2 separate regions of the Homo sapiens genome follow, and region 2 is linked to region 1. The links are chromatin loops, found by intact Hi-C in ENCODE. Cell type or tissue: IMR-90. All regions are shown on one strand. Links, peaks and the distances in the headings refer to the core of each region. The heading gives the core; the rest is flanking DNA. Region 1 has its middle 28 kb from the start of PSG8. Region 2 has its middle 46 kb from the start of PSG3.

Region 1 (2,917 bases), core at 232-2,731:
TCTTGAGCTTTCTCTCTTTCTTCTGGGCCTTCTCCTGGTCCCTATTATAAAAGACTGAAGTGGCTACCCTCAGAAGGTTTTCCAAGGTGCTATGTGCTACTATAGCTTGCCTTTTGTAGGTTCCTTCTAATATTGGGAGCATTCTGTATAATAAACTTATCTTTTTGAATGGGCTGTCACTTGAGTGAATCAGGAGATAAAAAGGTGTGTGCTAATAGTGCCCCTCTTAACCTATCCATAAAGGCTGCAGGATTCTCCTCTGGCTTTGAGTCTATCATAGACAGTTTAGAGGAATTAAGAGGTCTGGCCTTAGTTTTTCTTTTCCATTCATCTGCTGAGCTATTGGGGCTTCAATCAGGGTTGCCAAGAGGTACTGCTTCACTTCTTATTTGGAATGGTGTTTCTGCTATTTCTTCACTTTCTGTATCTCCTTCCTTCCCTTTTGGTGTATTATAGGAGATATGTTGCTCATCTTCAAAATTCTCTGGTGCTTGTAGAGCTGGCTGTTTTTCAGTTACAGTTAGGGTTTGGTTTAGGAGCAGCATAACATCCTTCCATGTGAGGTGAAACACCTGACTTAAATTCTGGAAAGCTTCTATATACCTATCAGGATTGTCTGAAAATCAGCCTAAGTCTTACTTTATTTGCCTAAGGTCCTGTAATGAGAAGGGAACTTGGAGGGACCCCAAATTATGGGGATTCTTCTCAGATGGTTCCCTGGGAAGTTGCTTTTCTAATTCTAGGGGATTATTCTTTATAGGCCTTCCTGATATGGCTGTTAAAAAAATCTGGGTTGCTGTTACAATGCTTCTAAAGTTTTAGTAAAAATGCCCTGTCATTGTGCAAAATAGAATGAGTTGCTTTTCTCTTCAAAGTCCTGAGGTTAAAAGAGTTCTAGTGCCTCAGAGTGCACTCCAGAGGGGTGCAAACTGAAGATGCTCTGTTAGCCATCGAGAAAAAGAAGTGAGAATAAAAGTGTCCTTATAGTCCCCCTTCTTTCATTGTTACCCAGAGTCATGTGGAAGACAGTGGGAGCATCCCCCCAACTGTTTTCTCTCCTTGGTTCCTGAGTCCTGGCACTGTGTTAAATTTGCCACCCATGGTTGTAGGTGTGGCCCTCTAAGCCATGGAACTGGATAAATGAAGTGATGACATTAGCCACACTTTACCCATGCAGCCTTAGCTTATCTGCCTGTGATCTGCCTGGCCTCCTGAAAAATGGATCTCTGGTGAAATTGTAATAGTTGCCTTTGAGCAAGCTTTCTTTAAGAGAGGGAATGTGCCAGTTGCCAGTTATGGCCCATGCTAAAACACTTACCCTCAGAAAAGTGGTCCTGGTTGACTCTGTTCTTAAAATGTCCTTACTAATTAAATACTGTTCTAATTGGAGATAGAATAAGTACCTTAAATGAACGTAGGGACCTAATGGCAGTTTTTCCTGCTGATGGGACAGTATCGGAACTAAAATTTGGCTATGGAAGACATTTTACTCCTAACTGTTGAAAGCAGAGCTTTCCCATTCACAGAAAGGGCTTTTCTATCAGTGCAAAAAGAGAGAATTGGAAAAGTGCAGTGTTATGGCAAAGGACCAACAATGTGCCTCATAAGGAGGATTTATGTTTCCACTAGGTGACACTGTTGGCTTAGAAATACCAAGTGCTTACCAAAGGAAGGAGAGAGAGAGAGAAAGAGAGAGGGAGGGACCTATTGGGTTAGTTATTATACCATGTACCGATCTTTCCTAACAGAACTGTTTCCCTGAACCGTAAAAATTTCCACATATTGCAAACACAAAAAGAACAGGAGACATAGAGACCATGGATAGAAAGGAAGAACAAATTTGCAACAGGATAGCAAATTAGGAGACCCATTACCAACATCTGGATGAGCTGCCGGAAGCTGTGTTCAGTCCAGAAGCCTTTGAATAACATCAGGGTGTTTCCTGGCCAGAAATTCTCAGCTGCTCCATGACATCCCCCAGCGTCATGTGATGGTGAGGTTCTCCATGAAAGGAAACTAGTTTGAAGAGAACCTTGAAATTAAAGGACAGATTTGAGGTTTGCTCCATACTCACCATTCTGATGTTTCTATCTTCTGTTCTGATCACAATCCCAGATGAGAACTCCCAAATAAAATGGCTCTGTTTGGGAATCTATTCATGGTTCTTTGTCACACACTGAGAAAGAATTCGGGACATGGAAACACGTGAGGAGTGGGTTTAGGAGTGAAAAATTTAACAGACAATAAAGAAGAGAGAGAGAAAAAGCTTTCTCATACTGAGAAAGCAGTCACCCGAGAGAGGGTCTCCAATTTGTGGTGGAATGCAATTGATTTTGTACAGAGACTTGAGGAGGCAGTGATTGATTTACATAGGGTCCAGGGTATTGTTTTGACCAGGTGTGCTGTTTACGTAGCCCGAGAAAAGACTGGCCCTCCCACCTTAATCTTTTATTATGCCATTGTGGCTTCTACCTGGTGGTCATCATGACACCTGCACATATGGTGACAAGGAAAAAAGTGCAGGAACTGCCATATTGGGAGTACCTGGCTCTTAGTTGCCTGCATCTGTATATGCTTATCTATGCTTGCAGCCTGATCATTCAGTCTGTTTTCTGTTAGAAATGGTTTGGGGGCTGCGTTTTATTAAAGGAAAATTCCACCAAGAATTCTTTTACCCTTTCTAGCTGCCTAAAAATAATTTCTCAATAACTCCTGTATTAGGACCCCTTTAGGAAAACAGAAAAGAAGACACAGACTCTCCTGTAGGAAAGTAACCATAGTTTTTTTGTCATGGAGCCCCAAGAGTTGCAAGTGAACGGATTTCTCTCAGGTCTAAAACTCTGCTCTTTTCTCCATTGTGTTACCTGACCTCTTTGCCTTTTACATTACTTTGAACTGTAAAAATATTTGACCTTGT
Region 2 (2,917 bases), core at 240-2,739, 99 kb before region 1:
GAGGTCAGGCTGGAGGTGGGTGTCAGGGAAAGTAATTTTGAGAGTCTTTTTTTTTTTTTTTTTTACAAAATCATGGGCAGAAGCCACCACCTGGACCCAACACATGTTGGAATGGATGAGGGACAGAAATAGAGCTCAGTAAATTAAGAATGAAATCCAAGAGTGGGCAAGAGGTTTGAGAGGTCGACGGGTGTGAGAGGTGGATGGGTGAATGGTGAGAATGTTCAAAACATCTTCTTTCTCCATAATAAGGGAGCATTTAGGCCCCTGAGTCAGACAGTGTCCAGGACAGGGGGAGCAGGATGTTGTCAGCTCTCCTGGCCAAAAGTGAGACTCCAGCAGTGTCCAGTTACTTGGTCCATTTTGGGATTTATTAATATTTTAAAGATGATCCAACAGTATACAATTTTGAAAATATACAAAAATCCCTATGCTACCATTCATAGATAGCTAAGATGGCCCTAAGATGGTGAGAGAAGCAGAATGGGGTTTGGGTTTACATTGTATATTTTTTTCTCCCAATATCTACAGAATTCCCTACATCCCACTTTGTAATGTAACCCAGTGGGTGTCATTCCCATTCGCAGTTACAGACCTTTCCGGTTCATGGTTACAGACCCTTGGAAAACCCATACCATTTCTGCTGTGAGGTACAGGCAGCCATGTGGCATCATCTCTAAACATGCCTTCTGGGACATCAAATTGCTGATTAAGTAAAAGCCATTTCAATCGATATTGAAGACCTCAATTTTACCACTCTCACACTTGTAATTCTTCTACCAAGAGGTGATGGATTTTAGTGGTGATTTGCTTTTATAGATTAGTGTAGATTAATGCTTCTGCCACGGGCAATTTTTTCATTCGGAAAAGCATTTGGCAAAGTCTGGAGACACTGCTGGTTGTCAGAGCTGGGGGAGGGAGTCCTGCTGGCCTTGAGTGGGTAGAGTCCCCAGATAGTGCTGAACATTCTAGAGCTCACAGAGCCCCACCAGCATGACCACTACAATGTTCAATGCTGAGGAGGAGTGGAGAGCCCTGATATGCCTCCCCTAGCTTCTCTGGAGCTTTTTACCTTCTCCTTCCATCAGTCTCTACCACTTTCTCACCTCAGCTTGCTCCTTGAAGCTTAATGCCTTCCACTTGAACTTGCCCTTAGTTTAAGACCTGCTGTAATTTCTCAACTCCCCTGGCCCCTTTCTGATCCTTAGCAGGGTGTCCTCTAGAGGGCACCCTCACCTTTCCTGTAGCTTCCCAGGATCCAGATGCACCTGCCCTGTGTGGGCACCAGGGATACGGCCGTGTGCCTGTGTCCCTAAAGGTCCTGTCACTCACGACCTTCGTGTGAGAGCAACTGAGGTGATATTACCCTCCCCTACTTTTCTTGGAACATAAAAATTTGTGCAAACCTTGTAGAGTAAAATTTCTTAATGCATGTGAAAATTTAAAATATATATATTTTTGCCTCCCAAACTTTACTGGGAAAAATTTATCACGGTCACAGTCATAAAAAATGACACCTAATCAGAGTTATTCACTGTATTGTTTAACAGCAAAATATTGGGAACAACCTAGACTTTCACCAGCACAATGCTAATTAAACAGGTTACCTTATATCTATACAACAGAATATGATGCAGCTGCATAAAAAGTATGGAATCTTTCAGCTATGCATATGGAAACACCTCCATGTTCTGTTTTAATTATAGCATCTAAACATCACAGAATAAGATGAAGTTTTTGTACTAGATCTGACCTTAGAACATTATTTTTACTGTTTTTTTGTTTTGTTTTTTTTAAGAGAGAGGGTCTCACTCTCATACCGAGGCTGAAGTGCAGTGGCAAGATCATAATTGACTGCAGCCTCAACCTTGTGAGCTCAAGTGATCCTCCTGCCTCAGCCTCTTGAATAGCTGGAATCACAGGCACTTGCCACTATGCCTAGCTAATTTTTTGTGTTTGTTTCTGTAGAGATGGGGTTTCACCCAGGCTGGTGAAAACCCAGGCTGGTCTCAAACTTCTGGGCTCAAGTGATCTGCCCACTTTCACTCCCAAAATGCTGGAATTACAAGCAAGTGTCATCACACCTGATTCTGCCTTTTTTTTTTTTAATTGGACTGCAGTCTACTCACTCATCACTTTTCCCATCAGGTGATTTCTAATTTTCCTCTATTTCTCTACCATATGTCCATGCCAAAATCCAGATGTATTTGCTTTTGTCTAGAATTAATTTTTTTTGTTGTTGTTAAAGAGAAGCCTTAGAAATGGTCTCCTAGCTGATTTTCAGGATTCTAATCTTCACTGTCTAAGCCATAGGTTTCCAACTCTGGATACTGATTAGAGTCACTTGCAGGGCATTTAAAGCCTACCAATGCCTGTACCATCCCTCAAGTGTATCTGATTTCGCTGATGTGTGGTGTGGCCCAGGGATTGGTTGTTTAAAAATGCTTTCAAGGAAAAGGGTCATTTTGCAGTGGAGGAACTTTAGCCCAGTGATCAAAGTTAACATCCCCAGTAATCAGAGATAACGACATCTTAGGGCATTCTAAATATGATGGATGGAGAAGGTGCAGCATCACCCCTGTGGTATTCTTGTACAAAGCATATAACCTGAGTTTAATCATAAGAAAATATTAGAAAAGTCCAAACTGAGGGTCATTCTACAAAATAAGTCACCAACACTCTTAAGAAATGTGAAGGTCTTAAAGGTAAAAGAAATCCTGATTAACTTTCCCAGATTAAAGGAGACTGAGAGAACAGTACAATGAAATGCAATATGTGATACCAGATTGGATCCTGGCCCAGAAAAAGGACATTAGTTAGAAGATAGAGGGGATTTGAATAAGGTCTGTACAGGCATTCATTTTACAGTGTTAATAATCATTTATTGATTTTGATGATTACGTGCATATCTATAATG

The links. Hi-C counts contacts between places; a loop is a spot of excess contacts. Peaks named below come from ENCODE experiments on the same cell type or tissue, not always from the same donor. Only the 100,000 strongest peaks of a DNase experiment are listed, where the experiment ranks them.
Region 2: it touches region 1 in a loop (4-fold over the local background); 1 of 110 quality-filtered maps calls a loop at or near these places.

The regions. Positions count from the first base shown.
Region 1 is chr19:42,791,999-42,794,915 of GRCh38, forward strand. No RefSeq gene overlaps it. Among named protein-coding and RNA genes, the nearest start is that of PSG8, 28 kb to the left of the region's middle. In IMR-90, for the core only: a CTCF peak has its summit at 1,645 (motif pointing right); a DNase peak (open chromatin) is centred at 1,653; H3K27ac peaks cover 335 bases.
Region 2 is chr19:42,692,709-42,695,625 of GRCh38, forward strand. No RefSeq gene overlaps it. Among named protein-coding and RNA genes, the nearest start is that of PSG3, 46 kb to the right of the region's middle. In IMR-90, for the core only: a CTCF peak has its summit at 1,234 (motif pointing right); no DNase peak of the experiment used is centred there; H3K27me3 peaks cover 379 bases.